Regions from separate parts of the Homo sapiens genome. Here region 1 is linked to region 2. Evidence: chromatin loops called from intact Hi-C (ENCODE). Cell type or tissue: GM12878. All regions are shown on one strand. Links, peaks and the distances in the headings refer to the core of each region. The heading gives the core; the rest is flanking DNA.

Evidence for each region. Peaks named below come from ENCODE experiments on the same cell type or tissue, not always from the same donor. Only the 100,000 strongest peaks of a DNase experiment are listed, where the experiment ranks them.
Region 1: it touches region 2 in a loop (2.3-fold over the local background); 4 of 110 quality-filtered maps call a loop at or near these places.

What each region holds. Positions count from the first base shown.
Region 1 is chr5:68,298,255-68,308,485 of GRCh38, reverse strand. It overlaps PIK3R1 (phosphoinositide-3-kinase regulatory subunit 1), which reads right to left. Exons shown (of 16, transcript NM_181523.3): 16 at 6,665-10,231. Among named protein-coding and RNA genes, the nearest start is that of PIK3R1, 88 kb to the right of the region's middle. In GM12878, for the core only: no CTCF peak of the experiment used is centred there; a DNase peak (open chromatin) is centred at 4,919; H3K27ac peaks cover 424 bases.
Region 2 is chr5:68,373,614-68,383,844 of GRCh38, reverse strand. No RefSeq gene overlaps it. Among named protein-coding and RNA genes, the nearest start is that of PIK3R1, 160 kb to the right of the region's middle. In GM12878, for the core only: no CTCF peak of the experiment used is centred there; DNase peaks (open chromatin) are centred at 5,284, 5,354 and 5,904; H3K27ac peaks cover 258 bases; H3K27me3 peaks cover 278 bases.

The DNA.
Region 1 (10,231 bases), core at 1,880-9,879, 76 kb after region 2:
ATTTTACTAATTTGTCTCTGTAGCATCCAATTTGTTTTTTACTCATAACCGTTCATTTTTAAATTTGCTAATAGTGTTTCATGTGATAGCAATTAGACCTGAGCTCAAAACTTTTTTCCTATTAATAAATACAAGTTTCTCAAGTTTCAGAGACATTGATTTGATTTTTCCCCTTTTTCCTAGAGTCAATTTGTTTTGTATGGAGACATTTGCTCCAACCCTTCATCTTCATTACTAAAACATTTCATATGCCCTGTGATTGTCTGTAAAGCTTCTGCAGCAGGAAGGAGGTTACTGTGTGACTGAGTAATGAGAATCCATATGAATTTTGCCTGAGATTATACAGGTCTCTGTTCAAATCTTTTAATCCCAGATATTGGAAAGGGGTGAGGAGTTACATGTATGTTTTTAATAAAAGTTTTTAATTTTAAAATATTTAAACTCTAAAAGGTTTGATTTTTCTAGACTAGATAGGAAACAATTTTTCTGTGAAGGGGATAAGGGAGAACTTGCACTAAATTTTTTTGTGTGTTTACTGTGATAGACCTAAATGCCAGGACATAGTCTGCTCCTCCTAACTGATTTTGTTAGGAACCTGGTATGGGGCTACTTCTGTTTTTCTTAGCAACCATCTTTCCAAGCAGAAGCCGGATGTGAGATCACAGCCAATTGGTGTACACTGGCATCCAATGCATTTCCCAAAGCATCCTTAAACTTAAGATTTTGCCCCTTCTAACTGCCAGGGTGTGCTGGAGCCAATTCAAACCAAACCCTGAGAGCTGATGGCTACACTTTTCGGGCATTTTGTGAGCTGGCTGTTATACACAGCTTTTATTAAACATTAAATGATACAAGCTTAATATCACACAAATTATAATTACAGGCATCATTAAAAAACCATAAACTTACAATCAAATACTAAAAACTCATCACTTCCTAATTGTTTTACTTTATTATCAATACTCTTGAGATTACTTTTCATTGATTGCATCTGGATGATGGCAATACTATATACTGGTGTGCTACTGTGCACCTCCTCCCAACTCTGTGTTCAGTGACATGCGGAAGAGCTAATGATTGAAGGTTTTCCGATGCACCCTTACTGCCTCACCCTTAGTTCTAGCCTCAATTTCTCTAAACTAGGGAGATGTGGGAGAATACACTGTGCAGTTCTGCTAAGGATTTACAGCCACTCGCCAGAGACAATTTCCCTTATGTATTGTAGGCTGGTTAAAATTTCCTTCATTCTACTGTGATTACAGACTTTTGCAGAAATTCCTCAAAAGTTCCATATATTGATGACAACCCTTCTCCTTGGGGAAAAAGCCAGAAAACTTGAACTTCCAGTTTTACGGGGTGTTATTAAAATGTATCATTGGAATGTATCTTTGAGAGATAAAATTTTAAAGGTAGTAAAATGAACTAGAACTAGGATCTTCTATGGGGAAAATGATGAATGAAACACAGTGCTGCATGAAGTTGGGCTCTAGACCAGACAAAGCTGATGTCTGGATAAAAGAGTGGAGTGTCTAGTCCCCCACAGCTTTGAGACTTGGCACTGCCTGAGATGTCACAAAGACTTCCCGAAGATTCACCACCGAACTGCTGGCCTGGAACAGTCTAGCAAATAAGCAGCGGCCCTGATTTTGTTGGCCTTTCCTTCTGTAGAACTTGCAGGGCAGCTTTCTCCGGCATGCTGAAGTGGGTGCAGCCCAAACAGTGCTAGGAAACAGGCAAGATGCACCTCGAGCAGAGTTCTGGAGCCAACATCACAGAACCTCCTTTCTAGAACAATATTCTGCTTCTGCCACAGACTAAATAAGAAAGCACCATATGGAGAATATATCTGAAGAACCATTTCTAATCGAACATTGTGTAAGAGGCACTACCACTTACAGAGATCCCTTTGACAGATTCCTCTCAAGTGTCAGGGCCAGAGGATCGTTTAGTTCACACTGAACTGACAAGTTCCTTCTCCCAGAGCACTGGAACTATGAAAGCATTGTGCACCCCTTTTTTTTTTTTGCCTGGCTAATAGGAAGCTTTGTTTTCTTTCAATTATTGAAACTTAGAGACAATTGGTTTTTATTTTCAATAACATCTCCCTTCCTTTCTTCCTTCACTACTTGTTTTGTGTCTATTTCATGGCTTTTTTGTCATACTTATATTTAATGTTATACAGTGTATATTAATGTATACAATGTATTTAATGTTATAAATACATTGAATGTATTTAATGTTATAAATACATTCAATGTATTTAATGTTATACAATATTTCAGAATAATAGAAGAGCCAGCCACACATAAATTGGTGATTTTTAGTCCATTGGATGAGTAAATCAATGCTGTGTGCCTAAGAGCCAATAAAAGGTAAATACTTCCTGAAAGTAGGTACAGATATGAATAAATATAAATATCTTATATAAAATATCTTAAAAGTTACAGATTTTGGGTGATTTACCATGTGTCCAGCCAGCCCTATCCTAAAAACGACAGGAAATCGAAAGCGATAGTTTTGGGGAATCTAATCTTGATAGGCAAGACTGACTAACAACTATATTTATTGCCTTCCATTTATTAAGTGCCAGCCATGTTGCAGGTGCATTCTGTACATCTTATTTAATGCTCACCCCTAGAGACTCCAATAAGTCAGGTTTTCTATTAAATGGATACCCAGGTGATCCTAATGTTCAGCTAGGGTTGAGAATTTCTCATCTAAAATAAAAGGAAAAGGTACAGTTGCATGCAGATCACGTCTAATGTGCCAAGGCAAAGAGCCAAGTGAGGCCCTGGCATCTGTCCCTGGACAGGGAGAAAAGTGGCTTGCCTGAAGCTGAGGTGTGTGATGTCAGCTGTCTGAACCACCTGCAGCATGGGAACTGCAGATGGGAACATTGAACTCTAGAGAACTTATAATGGAGATAATGCCTTTGACAGTATTGAAAAACCAAACATGTCACCTGAAAAGTGATTATATTAAAGAAGTACAATGGTCTAGCCTCAATAGAACCAGCTTCCATGAAGGCTGGTGGGAGGAGCAACCACCAGGAGTACATGGGCCTGTTTTACTAGAGTAGGAAACATTTGAAATGTCAACTCTTCTCTGAAGCTTGGCCTAGCTGCTCATGCAGGCCTGCTTGAGACTTAGTGTTCATTCCTCTCTGTATCTCATGATAGAGGGCAGTTGTTTGAGTTTGCTTTCACCAGCAGACTGTAATCTTTGATTTCACCTGTCTTATCACTGGACCTTCAGAGGGAAATAGTGTCCAGCAAATAGTAGGTGCTCAATAAAGCTTTGAATGAATCAGTACGTTAGACATCTCGTTGGATGTCTTATCCTCGCAGGTCCAAAGAAACAGATCATCACCACTGTCAACAAAACTATTTTAAATAGTTTTAAACATGGCACTGGGCCTCTGTTAGAGGACAGTAAATATGACATAAAGTGACTAGCACATCATCTCCATTGTGATGAAGTTATCTATATTTTTTGATTTGTGAGGGTTTGGACTATAAATCACTGAGTTCTGAAATGAGAGCTCCATAAATAAATTGGTTCCAGCGAGTTAGTCTTACAACGTATGGTATATTTCACAGTCAAAACTATAATTCTAATGAGCAGTCTTGGTGATGAATAGACCTCCCTTGTAACTTTCTTCCTAATGTGATTAGTGGTGGTAGTTAGAGGTTGACTGTCCTGTTCTCATATTATAGGCCAAACCTTTACACCTGTCAAGACAGGTATAGATTTAGAATATTTTATTTAACAAGTTAAGCCTGAGGTGATGCTTCAGACTCTTATGATTGAGTGCTACAGAGAGAAGGGAATTTCTCTTTTCCTTCTGGAAAGCAAAATGCAGATTAGCATGTTGGTGATTACTCATTTATCCTCCACACCCTCCCTCCCCCAAAGCATCTCAGCGGTTTTCTGTTGAGTTGATTTATGACAGCAATACCAAACTGGAGGTTACAAAGTGCTATCTTTTGAGAAGATAATCTGAAGTTTGGAGAGTGAATAATCAATTCTGTCTCTTTAAGATATTGCAACTGATTTTTATTTTTAAATAGACCTTTTAAGGGACAAGTTCGGGGGAAAAAAAAGGGTTTTTGAAATTGACTGACATTGTATCAGGTCTTAACAGACTCTACTTTCCTGCCTCCCACCATGCCCCAGAGGGTTTGGTAGGCCAAATTCTCTTAGCACTTCACGCTTTAGGTAGATGGGCAGAGTGTCATTTCCAAATACACTCTCTCCACACTGTCAAGAACTTGGCTGCCAGTTTAGATTCGCCTCAAGTGTCACTTTTAAGATGTCAGCAAGAAAAGTATACCCCAATTCGAGGCATGCTTTCACTTGGCCATAGTCACTGGCAACATAAAGGACCATTAGTTGTGGGTTAAAATTGGTGGTCAAGTTGTAAATGGAGAATTGGGGGACTGGGAATCTTCATTCAGCTCACTTAATCACAGCATATGCTCTAGAAGGAGTCCCAGAGGCCCATACCTTTATCTCACAGATAAGGAGTTGGAGGCCTGGAAGGTGCCTTGAATTGGCCCACTTCCCACAGCTGGTTAAAGACAGATAAAAAGAGCAGACTGGGCCTCCTAAACTGCAAATCAATCTGTTTTCTTTTTCCTATGGCCTACATTATGAAAATAAATTAGAAAGTAACATATCACTCATTAATGGTAATGGTTTTTAGTTAAAATGCTAGAAGTACTATTTCAGTAAGCAGGTGATCTAAAGTCGTGATCTTCAAACTTTAGTATACATTAAAATCACTCAGCTTGTTGAAACAGATTGCTGGGCTCCAGTGTCAGAGTTAGTAGGTCAGGGGTAGGGCCTGTGAATTTGTACTTCTAACAGGTTTCCAAGTGATGCTGATGTGAATGCTGTTAGTCTGGGAACCACACTTTGGGAACCACTGGTTTAAAGCAAGCCCAGGCTATTTCCTGTGATTCATCATTGACCACCTGTGCACTGTCTACTAATTGAAAGCCACATGGTTACCTCCCCAGCAAAAAGTTACCAGTGAGCCTTTTTTTTTTTTTTTTTTTGCATTCTCTTGTGCATTTTCCATTGAAAGTCTATTACATTACAGCATAGGGGCAAAGAGCTCTGGCTTGAGAAGCCTATGCGTTCAACTCTGTTCTCAGATGCTGCATGATCTTGAGCAAGTCATCTCACATCTATGCTTGTTTTCTCATCTAAAGAATGGGAATATAATCATCTTACCCAGGTAATTGTGGAAAGAGTAAAACAAAGAGTTTAACAGATAATAATCACTTGATATGTCAGAGACCAGTGTGTGTATGTGGGGGGGGAATTACCCTAGCTCTTACTGGAATAATTGAATGATAATTACTTGAGTGAGGGAAGGGTTCAGAAACCAAATGGGGGTGGTGAGGGAAACCAGACGTTTAGCAACAGCATAAAGCTGCAACCACTTCTTGGGCTGGAGTAAAAAATGGGAGTAGGTAATGTTTCCAGAGCCTTCTCCTGAGAGCTAGAGCAGAGGGGGTTTGCTCAGACCTGAAAATGAGGGTCTATCTGGCAGGAGCTAGAGCCAGGGAAGAGACACCTAGAAGCCCCAGGACAAGCGCTCCAGCGAATATAGTTCTCTGTGATACCAAACAGAGCAGGGGGAAAGCAGAACATCAGTCTGGGAGCTACTGCCATACTCAAAAAATATTAGTCATTGTTGCCCTGAGAGTAATTATTTGTACGTCCCTCTCCCCTCTACTACTAGACTATGTCTTTCAGGTCTAGACCCTCACTGTGTCTACATGTAAACACCATATACATGCAAAGTGGTATTGCCTTAAGTCCACTTAGCAATCAAAACAAATGGGAAAGTTATCCTACAGTAAGACTTGTGTATCTTGACTAGGTGATACAATGTAAAATCTGCATTTGAGGTGTAACTTAGCTCCCTGTCTACAGTCCCATGTCATCCCTGCACTGTGAGTGTTCAAAATATGCAGACTGCACAACAGAGACAAAACTGGACACTTCGTTCTTAGAGGATGATTCTCAAGGTTTGGGTATGAATGCGGAGGAGGCGAGAATTGAAGGATGATGGGCATTCTAGTTTTCCTATAGCGAGAACGTGCCTTGAAGGGACATTACCTAGGTGTATTTCCTCATTTAAGATGGTGAAATTGGCCGGGCGCGGTGGCTCACGCCTGTAATCCCAGCACTTTGAGAGGCCGAGGCGAGTGGATCACGAGGTCAGGAGATCGAGACCATCCTGGCTAACACGGTGAAACCCCGTCTCTACTAAAAATACAAAAAATTAGCCGGACATGGTGGCGGGCGCCTGTAGACCCAGCTGCTCGGGAGGCTGAGGCAGGAGAATGGCGTAAACCCAGGAGGTGGAGCTTGCAGTGAGCCGAGATAGCGCCACTGCACTCCAGCCTGGGCAACAGAGTGAGACTCCGACTCCGTCTCAAAAAACAGTGAAATTATGAAAGACAGCTCATATGTATTACTTACATGTGACCACTCAATGTCCTTCTCAACTTTACAAAAATGAGATACTGTGATAACAATCAAAAGGGAGTGGGTGGGAGACAACAGAAATAGCAGCAACATTTATAAGCCAAAAGGTAGCTGTTTTAGAAAGATTTCTTAGGTGATAAGTGAAATTTCAACCCAAAACTTCAGTTTCAAAACAACCTTTATTCTGTTTGAAGATCTAATACAATGCATTAAAGCAACTTAAAACAAGACATAGCTCCATTGAATCTATAACTTGAACGAAATGTCAAGGAGGCACACTACCCCCACCCCCCACCCCAGTTGCCTTGTGAAGGCAAAGTTACAACTGACCGTGACATCCTCCCTCTCGTCAAAAGACCAACTTTATTTTAACAATGTCATATAAACAGATTTTTAAAAACATTGAACAGATTGTAGCTTTAAAAAATACACAGGTATAAATGAGTTTTTTTTTGTTTTGATTTTTTTAAATACATATATATATGTGCATATATATACATATATGTATATACATATATATATACACATATATATATATATACACACACATATATATATATATATATATATATATATATATATATATATACACACACACACACACACACACACACATATATATATATATATATATATATAGCAGCATCCTGGGCAGCTAATGCTATCTCATGGTGACAAGTTTCATGTTAAGTTGGATAGTCTTTCCAATTGACTCAATTCTATTTCCTCCCCACCCATAATACCAGTATTTTATAGAACTAGCTTTTTAAAAAATAAGAATTTGGCATTTTGGAACTTTGTCCCATGTGAGACATTGTGCTTTAAACTGCCCCTTTCTAAAAATGACCCTAAACTCAAACAGATCTCAGTGTCTGCGTTTCAACTAACTTGGATACCATACATAGCAAAAGCACAGTTGTTAAAACCAGCAGATTTTTTCTTCCAAAGGAACATCAGTAGGACTTCCCAAACATGTTACTAGTTCATAACCAGCTATATGACAAAGCAATTGGTTCCCCACAGTGACAGCTCACATAAACACATTTTGACTCGACACACTGAAAACAAGGATTTCCAAGCTAAGCAAGTCATCAGACCAGCTCCCTAAAAGGAGTAACTTTTAAAAACACAAAAAAGCCAAAGAAATATGAACTTCTCACTTCACTTACAAACAATTTTCACCTTTGTAAGACAAAACAAAGCAACCTCAAAGGGAAAAATCCCATACACATAAGTAAGAATTGTACTAGACGTTCGCTTGTTATGTACTTTATGTACTTGAACTCAACAACTACTGTGGATCTGTTTTGGCTGAAAGGTGTACTGGAAACACAGTCCATGCACATATACATATATACATTTATCAAAGGCCATGAAGTTATCAGATGTTGCAAACACATGCTTTTTGCCTTTTCACATGGTTATGATCTCTCGTGTGTGTAATGTGAGGTCCCAATGCTCCCACTTCTACGCCCAATCACAGCCTCACTGCAGCTTAGCTTCTGGCTTTATCTTTAGGATGCTACACTGGGTGGGAAAAACTGACGCATGGATAAAAATCATATATCAGGAGTGCCTCTGCTGTATCTATTCATATTCAGCCGTTCAGACAATATTGTTAGGACTGTCTGATGAAATCCAAAGTGGCCGGCTAGCAAAGTATCTAAAACGACAAATGCGGTGGGCAAGCTACACTGTAATCAAAAAGGCATTGGGCAGAACAGGTCTGGTGTAACTCAAGTCATATGGAATGATGAATCCTACTTTGCTGTTCAATGAAAAGATCTATTGCACTTATGTTTGTGAGATGCAAAAATAAGGCAAATGCCTAAATACCGTATCATCTTGCAAAGAATGTTGAAGCACAAAGATTCACAAAACTGTAGCTTTTAATGAAAATATTCAATCTCAGATCTTATATTTTAGAAATAAAAATTTGTATGTAATAGCATACATGTGCTACCAAAAAAATACCCACAAACCTAGTTTAAAAACTGTTAACTAATTAACTGTTAGACTTGTGTATGATCTAGAAGGATATCACAATAACTTTAAAGCAGAGACGCAGACTAAAACCAGGGAAATCGTCAGTTGTCTGGCGATGAGAGGGAAATGGTCAGATCAGTAGAGTCAAGTTTGAGGGCTAACAGTCTTGCTATAAGACTGACTTTTGCTTAAGTATGAGTAGTTTCATGTAAAGAGGACAAATAATACATTCCACAGATTTTTCACTCAGCTGCAAGACTGATTCTTTCAAAAGGAACAACATTAAAAAACAAAGTAACAGAAAACCCTCACCCTAGTACTTAAACAGAAATATAGCTGTGGGTAAATCTAATATGGAGAAAGAGTAATTTGAAATTGCAAGATTTCATTTAGTCTATTAGGGTAGTGACCATATTATGGTTGCTAATTAGTCTTTATGCCTCCCAACACATGTACAGTTCCTACTGAACATACCAGCTTTTGCATATCTAAATCAGGAAGAGAGACCTCTCACTCCTGCCCTAAATGGGAAACATGATGCTAACGTTTCCTTCTCCCCCCCGTAGTGAAGCACATACAATGATTAGAATGAATGAGAAGGACTGCCACTTGGATTCCTGCAATGACCATGACTTTAGCGAGCTCCACACAGTCCAGAGCAGTGACAGTATGACTGTGTCTATTTGCTTTATGTTCTAAACCAAATGGAAAGCTAGGAGGGTAACCAACATACCACCAAAAGTATTTTTCAGATCATGCTTTTTTTTTTCCTAAAATGAGTATTTGCTGGTCATGATGGATAGTCTAATGTGACAGAGATGATTATCCCTTTAAACCAGTGTTCTAAACAAAGGTGAGCGCTGTTCCAGGAACCCAAAAACAAACTTGGCACTTCCTTCCTAAGAACTGAAATACCTGACCAGTCACACTGTATTAGAGATACAGTAGGTTTGTAATTGTCATTAATTGATAACAACTAGCAAATCAAAGTGAGAGAAGACTGAAGTAGAAGAAGCAACTTCACTTTGCAGTTATTCACTTCTCTGTAAATCATGAGAAAGTGCATATAACCTTGCCTCCCCCTCCCACCACCCCACTTGATACATCCCTTCACTACATTCCCCCTCCCTAGATTCAAGAAGTTCACAATTCTTTATGAAATAAACATTGCCAGGTACCGTATTTTAAGAGTCTTAAAACAACATTGTTGGACTCAGCAATACTTTGTCATATTCATATATCTTTTTCATTTCTTTTTTTTATTGAATAAAGCAGCTTTGAAGCTTATCAGGCACTGCCCAACAAAACAGTCCAAAAAAAATCTGTTATGAACTTTTTAACCTTGGGCTAACAGCCAAGTACTCTGTACAAGAAAAACTGTAAAATATTTCATAGTTTTAATTCTGAAGCCATTTTTTTTTTTTACTGGCATCCTGTACATTTACTTTTAAAAAAGGATAACAAAAATGAATATTAACAAAAATCCGGGACAACAATATTTTCAAGCAACAAAAACTGGGGTGGGGAAGCTTATTCTGAAGGTACATTTAAAACTGAAATAACAACTTAATGAAAATTAAGAATTGCATAGCGCTGTGAATTTAGCCTTCAGCAAAACAAAACAGAAGCTATTTGGTATTGATACAAATCCATCTATTTGATAGTTAGTCATCCAATATTATGTACATATTTTATATACTGAATGTCATTTTAAGTCCTGTTTTCCAAACTCCATTTTTCT
Region 2 (10,231 bases), core at 1,369-9,368:
ATCCCAATCAGTCTGAGATCTTTGGACCACCCAGGTAAGGAATTTTAAATCTCTTGAGCCCTCCCAGGAATCCCTAGCCTCTGCATGGGAAATTATGGTATAGTAATTATCTGTTCCTGCACAGAAACATACTTCCAAGGTGCACATAGACTTTCTCTGTAACACCTCTGAGCACCTGCCAACATTCCTTGGACACAGAGTTCCAGACTACTCTAGTCACATAAGGGTCTCCTGGTGGCCAGTCAGGACTGCTCACAGCCTGAGGACAGGGGATGTTTTGTGTCCCCACAAGTTCTGTTGTTGTTGTTGAAATTTGAATTGCCAACATTAAAAATCAACACTGTTCACGTTGAATTGGGGGATTTTTCTTGGGAAAAAAATATGAGAAGATCTGGCAACATTGGACTTCTATAATGAACACTAGTTCATTATAGAAGTTCATTATAGAAGTCCAGTGATGTAGTCCCAGAGAAATTAAGAGACATGTCTAAAGTCTACAGCAAATGTTTGGCAAAAGAGAAGTTGAGATTCCTGGGGTCACTACCCTTTCCCAGCACATCATGCCTTCTCTACATTTAGGAAGAAGTAACACGGAAACCTCTGGTTTAGGGGGCCTCTATCAATCCTCTGCAAGTCCAAAGGGTGTGAACCAAGGATTGAAAAGAGCCACTCAATCTGTAGACTCTCTTCCATCTGCCTCAGGACCCAGAATTCCTACCACTCATTAATCACACTATTCATCTGTGCAGTAGCACATTTTACTGGGTTAAAACATTGTCATTTCAGAGTGACAATATATTATTGAGGAAATGTACCAGTTAGAATTTTTCTCTGGGTAATTTTTCTCTGGGTACTTTACCTCTATCATGGCAATCAGAGAATAGAGCACAGAGAATGTACTCAGGGTAATTTCAAGTTGAGACTGGAGTTGTAAAAGACAGCCTGGTAAAGTAGAAAGGATGTAAGTTGTGAGTCATGGGCCCTGTGCAACTGAGTATTTCCTTGTACTTGATTTCTACCCAATGTGAAATGGGGTCATTTGGCATGATGATGTCTGAGGACCTCACCAGCCCAGGCATCCCATGACTTCAGGAACAGAAAGGTCCAGAGTGATGGTTGTTCCTGGCCTGGAAGGATGGCACAAGGAAAGTCCTGTGAAGGTGAAATGCCATGAGATTCTAGGATCTTAGGGCTTAGGGCAGAAGATGGCTTGCCAATGTAGACTTAAAAAAAAATCGATATATAGGGAGGAGAATGTTAAGCTTATACAGACATAACTAAGAAATGCACTATGATTTAGCAGAGAATTTAAGGAGAATGTTGCTAACTTTGAAAGCACTATGATATTGCAAAAAGAATACCAGCCATTGGGTTACAAGACTCGGGATCCAATTTCTGCCTCTGATATATGGAAGACATGATACATGAGATGCCCAGAAGAGAGGCCTCAAGAAGTAACTTCCACACTTGTAATCTAGGCGAGGGCACCAATCATAACTGCAATGTACTTCCCATACCCTGTTTTAGGAGGTTTTCAGTCTTCAAAAGTAGACACAGTAAAATTATAAGGCAATATTTAAAGTGGACAGTTTCAAAGACAAGATCATTGTGGACAGACTTGCTGTTTTGAAGTGTGGTACAAACAGATATCAGAGTGTCATAACTGGTCAGGAAATCTGCTTGAGTGTACTGAACAAGGAAGTGTCAGTTTCTCAAGAATTCCACTGCTCGGCTGACTGTGTGTGGTGTTTGGCAGGACAAGGAGTTCAGCAGGGATGGGGGGAGAGAGAAAAGGCACACATTTGACAGTTACGCCTTTGGACACTTGGCTCAGAGCTGAGCAGCATCACTTGAAGTCTTGCGTGTCTTCCACTATCACAGCCCATACAAATGCTAGGTGGAAAATCCTCTCTGTCTTTGGGGGCACTCATCTGTTTGCTTTAAGTTGCTAGACCATGTACTGTTGCCTACTTTTCTACGGCAATGGTGGATCATATCCACATTCTTTTGGATATTTTTTTCCAAAGTGAAGGCTGGATATTCTCAGGACTAACTTTAAGGATGGTTTCAGAACCCCATTACAGTTGCCATCCTATATTGGCCAGCAGGGCTTCAGGGTCACCATAGTTTATCAAAGCTTGCTTAATCCACTGCATAGTCTGGCTCAGTCATGCCAAAGCTCCGTCTTCCAGACAGACTTCATGCCTGCCTCACTGGAAGTCTCCTCTTTAGAGGGCTTAATTCCCAAACAATCTGCCATAAACTCAAATTCCTGGTGCTAACATCACCTTTTTAAAGTAGCTATCAAAAGTTTGAATTGGCATGAGAAATTATTACCGTGATCTGGTTTTATGAGCCTGAGCCTCCATCCCCAAACCTCCTTTGGCTCGTGAGAATTGTCTCCATTTTAAGCATCTGTAGAAAAAAAAAATCTACAGATGTCCTTATAGAACTTTGTTGGCACAGAGCAATCTTCACATCCATTTTGTCCATTTCTGGCCTCCATGAAGATGGAGAGCTGTTTACCATAGTCTTATCGTAATAATCTTTCATCTGCTTAGAGATGTTGTTGTGACTATTTCTGTGGTTTCCTCTAGTTTATGGAAACCGGTGACTGAGTCAATGACATTTGCAGGGTAGAGAATTGTTTCCCACAAGCCCAGAGATGTAGGAAACAAAAGAGGTGGCATGATTCTTGCCTTCAAGGACTCTTAAGTTCCAATGGGACAAAGGTGCATGAATACAATATGTAAAGGACTGAATACCACAGGTCCTTTCTATCTGTGGGTTCCGCATCCAAGGATTCAACCCACCACAGATCAAAAATATGCAAAATGAAAACATTACTGAACATGTACAGACTTTTTTTTTCTTGTTCTTATTTCCTAAACAATATATTATAGCAAGTATTTACATAGCATTTACAATGTATTAGGTATTATAAGAAATCTAACGATGATTTAAAGTATAGGAGAGAATGTATAGGTTATATGCAAATACTACACCATTTTATATCAGGGACTTGAGCATCACTGGACTTGGGTATTGTGGGAGGTCCTAGAACCAATTCCCCAAGGATACCAAGGGACAACTGTATTTTTAAGTATCCCTTAATTATAACCTGGAAATGAAGGAATTCAAGAAGACTTGCCATGTAGCCTCTGGTGGGGTAGGAGACATTTCTGACAAATAATTCTAGAGTTTGTCCAACTATTTGCATTTGATTCTTCTTAAGTGAACTGTGGCAACATTTCAGGGATACAGTTGCGTTTATGACATAGAGGTTCATGCCCCAAATTGAACAGCATTGGGTACACAGGTTATTGTATGCCCACTACAATGCAAACTCCAGGAGGACAGAGGTTTTTGTCTCTTTGGTTCACTGATTATCTCAGTGCCTATGACACTGAGATATGCCTGGCACAACAGAGACATCCCATAAATAGCTATTGAAAGAAGAATTAGGAAGGAGAAGGCTCACGGGTAGATTTTTTTTTTTCCAGCTGAAGATGCTACCTTTTATTTCCCCTTTTTTTGTTTCCTGTTTGGGGAGCATTTTATCTTCCCGTTAAGCTCAGTTGCCCCCTACCAGAATTTCTTACCTGGTGCAATTGACTTTAAGGTACAACCTTATCAAATAATGTTTTGTCATTTTAGGTAAATATAATCCTAGCCTTTTTTTCCTTTTATCTCCTGTAACAGTAATTCCTCTAAAAAAAAAAAAAAACTAAAACAAACCCAGTGAGTTCTTTCAAGCTAGGCCTGCCCTCACAAATCCATACTAGCTACGTCTTATCAGACTTTGTTACTGCAAATCCTTTTGCAGTTCCGCAGTCCAAGTGCTTACTAGTGTTTTCTTAGCCCATCTGATATACACCCTCTTCTAATTCTAACAGTTTGGTAATAAAATGTGTTGGGCTCAGTATTCACCCCTTTGTAATTCTCAACTTTTCCACCCTCCTTTGCAATTGGCTGGGGAGGCTTACTAGCTGGAGTGCAGCCTTAATGTGCTAAGCCAGGGAGGGGCAAGATGTCTCCTTTGAATAGAGCCATGAGCTTTGCTGGCATGACTGAGTTTTGCTTTATTCCAAAGGCAATAATTTATAACTGCTTTTTGGGCAGCAGTCTGGATGAGAGCCTGGGAACTGGGAGGAAGCAGGACCTAGTAAACACATAGCATTTGGGATTTATCAAGATCATTCCTACTTCCCCTCCATTTTCTACTCTCCAACCACATGGTAATCTCCACATTCTTGGGGACGACAACGATAACCTTCCTCCTGGTTGAAGTTAAATGGTGCTTTAGACTCAAGAAGATCTGGGTTTGAACTGTGACCTTGGGTAGTATGTTTCATCTCTGTAAGTCTCAGTTTTCTTACCTGCTAAATGGGTATAATAATACTCTCTTGAAAGGACTTTTATGAGGATTACATGAGATAATGAATATAAAGGGCTGGGCACCTAGGAGATACTAAATGAAGACCAGTATTGTCTAGTATCTCTCTATTCAAGCCCATATCTTCCATGAATACCAATAACAAAAACATGCCTTCTTTTTTTTTTTTTTTTGGAGATGGAGTTTTGTTCTGTCGCCTAGGCTGGAGTACAGTGGCACAATCTCAGCTCACTGCAACCTCTGCCTCCCAGGTTGAAGCAATTCTCCTTCCTCATTCTCCCAAGTAGCTGTGACTACAGGTGCATGCCACAAAGCCTGGCTAATTTTTTGTATTTTAGTAGAGATGGGGTTTCACAATGTTGCCCAGGTTGGTCTCGAACTCCTGAGCTCAGGCAATCTGCCCGCCTCAGCCTCCCAAAGTGCTAGGATTACAGGCATGAGCCACTGCACCCAGCCAACATGCCTACATTTATAAAGCCTTTATTATGTGTGAGCCACTGTTCTAACTTCTTTGCATGTATGAATTCATTGAATCCCAGCTACTGTTGTTTGCAGAGACCTTTCCCTGTCTGCTTCCCCAGCTCTTCTTGGGTTTGCTTTCTCTCCATTATTTTCTTTTGAAGAAGCCCTTTCTCTAAATTCCTATGGAGATTTCTGCATCAAAAACAGAACAAGAATATAAGCTGCCCTTACTCAGGTCAAGCTCATTTGCCCATTGCTTTCTCATATCCAGTGCTTGTGGCCATAACCTCAAGCTCCAGGGCAGTGGTTCTCAACCACCACTGCACTTTAGAATCCCCTGGGGAGCTTTTCGAAGTCTTTGTGCCCAGGCCACAAACCCAACCTATTAAATCAGACTCTCTGGGAGTGGGACCAGGCACTACTCCTCAAAGTTTAATGTGCATAAGAATCGCCTGAAGAGCTTGTTAAAATGCAAGTTCTGCCTTTCTACAGAGCTCCCAAAAGAGGCAGATGCTGTTTGTAGAAGATACAGTGAATAGCAAGGCCGGATCAGACCCCACTCTTTTGCTGCTCTGTGGCTTCCTGCTAGCTCAGCCACAGGATCTCTGTTGACTACCACTTCTTGTCCTTCTCTGTCAGCCTGGTATAGCCTCTTATTGTGCTTGAATCTCAGGTCCTGCAGTAACAGTAGATATGACTATTGGCCAAAAAAAAAAAAAAAAAAAAAAAAAAAGATATGGTGGCTCACACATGTAGGCAAGCCAATTTTTTGCTTGGGAAAAATCATTCAAAACCCAGGATGTGGGGATCAAGAGCACCACCAAATGCCTGGGAACCTCTTAAAATAAGAGTACTTCGCAATCTAGCCTTGTTTCTAAATCATGGGCTTTTTTTATGGGACCTTAAAAATAACCTATTGTAGAGTAGTGACTTTGCGGATATATCATTTTCCTTCAGCAATCTATGATAAGAATGCCCTTATTCTGACCTCTAAACTGAATTCAACGATGACCACCTCATTTGCCTTCTCTGTTGCTCTGTGGTCAGTGCTGGTAGCCATGCTAGTCATGGATTTGCTACCTGCGCACATCTGTTTGCAAGACTTCTTGAGTCATTTAAGTCACATAGTGGGAAGCAAAACTAAATCACTCTAAGGAAAATGCTGAAAGAATATGATGCTCCCTTTACCTCAGCTTTCTCAATTATAATAAATGAAGAGGCTAGTCAGCAGATCTCTGAGGTGTCTTCCACCAAACACGATGTCTCTGTGTATTTTGAGCTGAGATCGGGGCATCAGTCATCTTTCAGAGGTTCAGACAACCAGAACTTTGAGAGTAATAATAAGTTCCCAAATGCACATTGCCTGGTTCTCTTCTCTCTTAATCAATCTTATCCTTAAAGATGACAAAGAGGTCTTGCTAGATATAAAAACGGTTCTCTTATATGACAGTTACCAACAGTACAAGGAATCTTGGTGAATGGGGAATTCAAGTTGGAGAAAGAGACTCTGATTAAACTCTTAGAAGCAAAATTGAATCTTTAATAAATAAAATTATTTTTTCTTCATTTAGAACTTAAGGTCCCCAGAAGGCAAGTTCCAGTCAGGTAAAACTAAAACAAAACAAACAAAATCCTGTAGAAAAAGAAACTCATGCTGCATGTCACCCGTACTACGTGTTAGTCTCTCAGTTTGGGACAGTTTAAACAGGCAGATAATAACTTATTTCTTCTTCTCTCTTCTGTTTACCAGAAGAGCAGCAGCTGTGAGGAATATTTGCTGTGGAATGAATCTAGACCGTCCTGAGGAGCTAGGATTTAAGTCCACTCTTTCAACATTTCCATAGTACCCAGCTTGATTTCAGCTGTGTGCATGTTTAATCTTGTTCAAAACCGAGCTCCTGGAAAAGACGGGAAATGCTGGGAAACTAAACTCATATTTGTTTTGGAAGCAAAGGGCCACTGCATTCCGATTTTCATGGCAGGGAGGCAAATCTATATAATGTTGTAACACTGTAGTTATAAGTGCAGAGCAGGAAGAAGAGGCAATTCTTCCAACCTATCCCCTGAATCGAATCCTGGATTGGCCTTCAGTTGTTTCACAGACTGAGATTTCTAATAGCAGCAGCTATACTTTTTTTTTTTTCTGAAAATACACAATGGGGACTTAATAAGTAAGTGCTGACTTGATTTTGAAGCTCAGCCACTTTTAAAAACAAACCCTTTATATTATCTTACACTAGGTACATCATTTTTCTGAACACCTCGAGTTTTACCAGCCTTCCCACCATCTCAGAACCTATCCCTCTATCTTATATCCCTCCATAATCAGCAACATGATTGAAATGAACAATATTGATTTTACCATTCAGGTATTGTGATTTGTCTTGGAAAAGAGGAAATGGTTAGCTGTAAGATTGCCTTGAATATTACTCATTCTTAGCAAAAGAAAATAATTTGATATAGAGGTGATTATAACTAAGAAAGATTTAGGTATGGTAATTTTAAAATTTAAGTTATATTTTATATTTGCCTCCACTTACAGAGCTCAAATCTAGAGTCAATGATAGAAAATTCTATGCCTGCACAAATTTTTTTTTATTCTGCTTACATGTTGGAGTAGGGGACAGCAGGAAGAATATTTAAGTTTTTAAGGTTTTGGTTTCCCTTTTCTTAAAATGAAGATAATAAAATATTTCAGTGTGTTGTGTTGGTAAAATGTTCTACTTTCCTTTAGTTAAGAAATATATGTATATAATCTTTTTAAAAGTTAAACATGATAGAATGCATGCTCTGGCTGAAAAGTTTGGAAGGGTTATTGAGAGACCAATTCATTGCCTATATCTAGTTTGAAATGCGTTCTGACAGAATGGAAAGAAAACTGCTCATCTAAAATACACAGTATATTAATGGTCTGGAAAAAGAATTGAAGCAATCTTTCTCAATCCTTATGGTCAGGAAAGTCTTTATGTCTCAACTCCACCCATTCTCCTGCCATGGAAGTCCTTTTCTTCTGGCTAGGTCTCCTGGAGGACAGAGTGAGCATGAATGTGCTCTGCCCCTCAGACAATACACGCTAAACACCCTCTTCTCCCTCCAGTTTATAATTAGGCCCTCATCACAAAAGCTCTTCTCTTTCTATACAATTGCATCCCATTCCCATACACCTTCCAGGTATGGCTCATTTCCAAAGTCTTTCCTCACTTTTGCTATCTACTTCCCTGACTCGTCCTAGTTGGCTCCCTCCTGCCTTCTCTATGGGTCCCAGATATGGAACACGGTGTGCAAATGCAAATAAGGATTGCATGGACTGGGACTAGAGATGAGGAGTCCCTTGTGACTCTGACAGCCCTCTAAATAGGCTGCTGATGGGGGAAAGAAGCAAATGATCTTGAGAGACTTTTTTTATTGCTTCTCCTTATTGAAAAAAAAAAAAACCAGGAATAAAATGTAAAAATCATCACACCTGTCTCTGAAATGCTGCTCTTGCATGAACATGCACCTGCATGTATCAGTAGCATGAAAGGAATTGAAACATTTGACCCATCCAAAAAGAAAAAAGAAATCCCCCACGTAGATTAGCCTGCAGCTCTCCACTTCTATCCCCAACCCATCAAGAACCAGACTTTTTGATTTGCATCTGCCACCACACCCAAGTCCCTGTGAATGCTGTGTTAATTTGAATGTACAATCAACAATACTTCTCTTTCTCTTTTTATCATCTGTGCCAGAGACAACAAATGCAAATGGTGAGGTATAATTGGCATTAGAGGCACCCAAGTGAGTGCTAGCATAGCATTAAGGTTAACTGCCTATATGATAATCTCCAAATAACCAGAGAGAGACAAGTACCTTACAACAGCTGTGCAGGACATAAATAAAGCTTTTCTGACTTTTATGCACATAGTCTTAACCATAAATGTTACATCAATTTTTTTTGTATTACTCATGGGAGACAAGTTATTCTTCTAAGGATTTGTCCTTTTGTTTTTTTAAACCTAAGGCACATGGAACTAGACTGGGCATTAAAGTTTTGAAAGTCCTTAGAATTGGGCAATTTCTTGTAATATTGGGGTAACTGCAAAAAGAGGGGGAGTGGGTATTGAGCCTGGTGGTTAGGCTCAGAGCCAAGAGAGAAGTTTCCCAGAAACTGTTGGATCTATTTTCTACCCTCCTGGAAATTCCATCTCTTTTCATTAAACTTGTCCATGATATGAGCTGTTGTTCTCCCCATGTAGTTTTAAAGACAAGGCATTGCTTTAAAGCTGAGATACCCATGGCTTGTTCTGTAATATACAAATTAAAATAGAAATGAATACATAGAAAAAGCAAAGTTGGTTCTTTGGCCAGAAGCTTGCTTCCACAGTCATAAAGATACAGACAGGTAGATCTATCACTTTAATTTAAAAATGAAAATCCCTTTAGAAAACTGCCAGACATTCAGCCCTGGCCAAATGGATTTGAAAGGATTGTTATTTCTCCTGCTGTCAACTGGCTCTGGGAGAGTTACTGCTGGCAGGCTCATTCATAGAAGGATTTGCAGTGGGGCCACCAATGTACCATCATTCTTGACTTTGAAGGAAGAAGGTATGGAAAGTTGGGAGGAGGACTGAAAATAATAGCATCTATATACTGAGTATTTGATAAGTATTAAGTAATGTATGTTACTTGCATTGTCTTAGTGATCATTCTACGTTACTATTATTGACTGGATTTTATAGATACTGTATTAGTTTTATATTGCTGCTGTAACAAATTACTACAAACTTAATGGCTTAAAACAAACCAAATTTATTATCTTATGATTCTGTGGAAGTCTGACACTGGCTACAATGGACTAAAATCATAGCATCAGAAGGGCTGCATTCCTTTCTGGAGGGTACAGGGAAGAATTTTCTCACCTTTTCCAGCTTGTAAAGGCCACTCACATTCTTTTTTTTCTTTTTTCTTTCTTTTCTTTTTTTTTTTTTTTTTTTTTTTGAGACTGATTCTCATTCTGTCACCCAGGCTAGAATGCAGTGGCACAATCTTGGCTCACTGCAACCTCTGCCTCCCAGGTTCCAGTGATTCTCATGCCTCAGCCTCCTGAATAGCTGGGACTACAAGCATGTACCACCACACTGTATTTTTAGTATTTTTTTGTAATTTTTGTATTTTTAGTAGAGACAGGGTTTTGCCATGTTGGCCAAGCTGGTCTTGAACTCCTGACCTCAGATGATCCACCCACCTTGGCCTCCCAGAGTGCTGGGATTAAAGACATGAGCCACCGTGCCTGGCCAACGCCACTCACATTCTTTGGCTTGTGGCCCCTTTCTCAAATCTTCAAAGCAAGCAAAAGCTGGCCGAATTTTCCTCACATCACATCACTCTGACCTT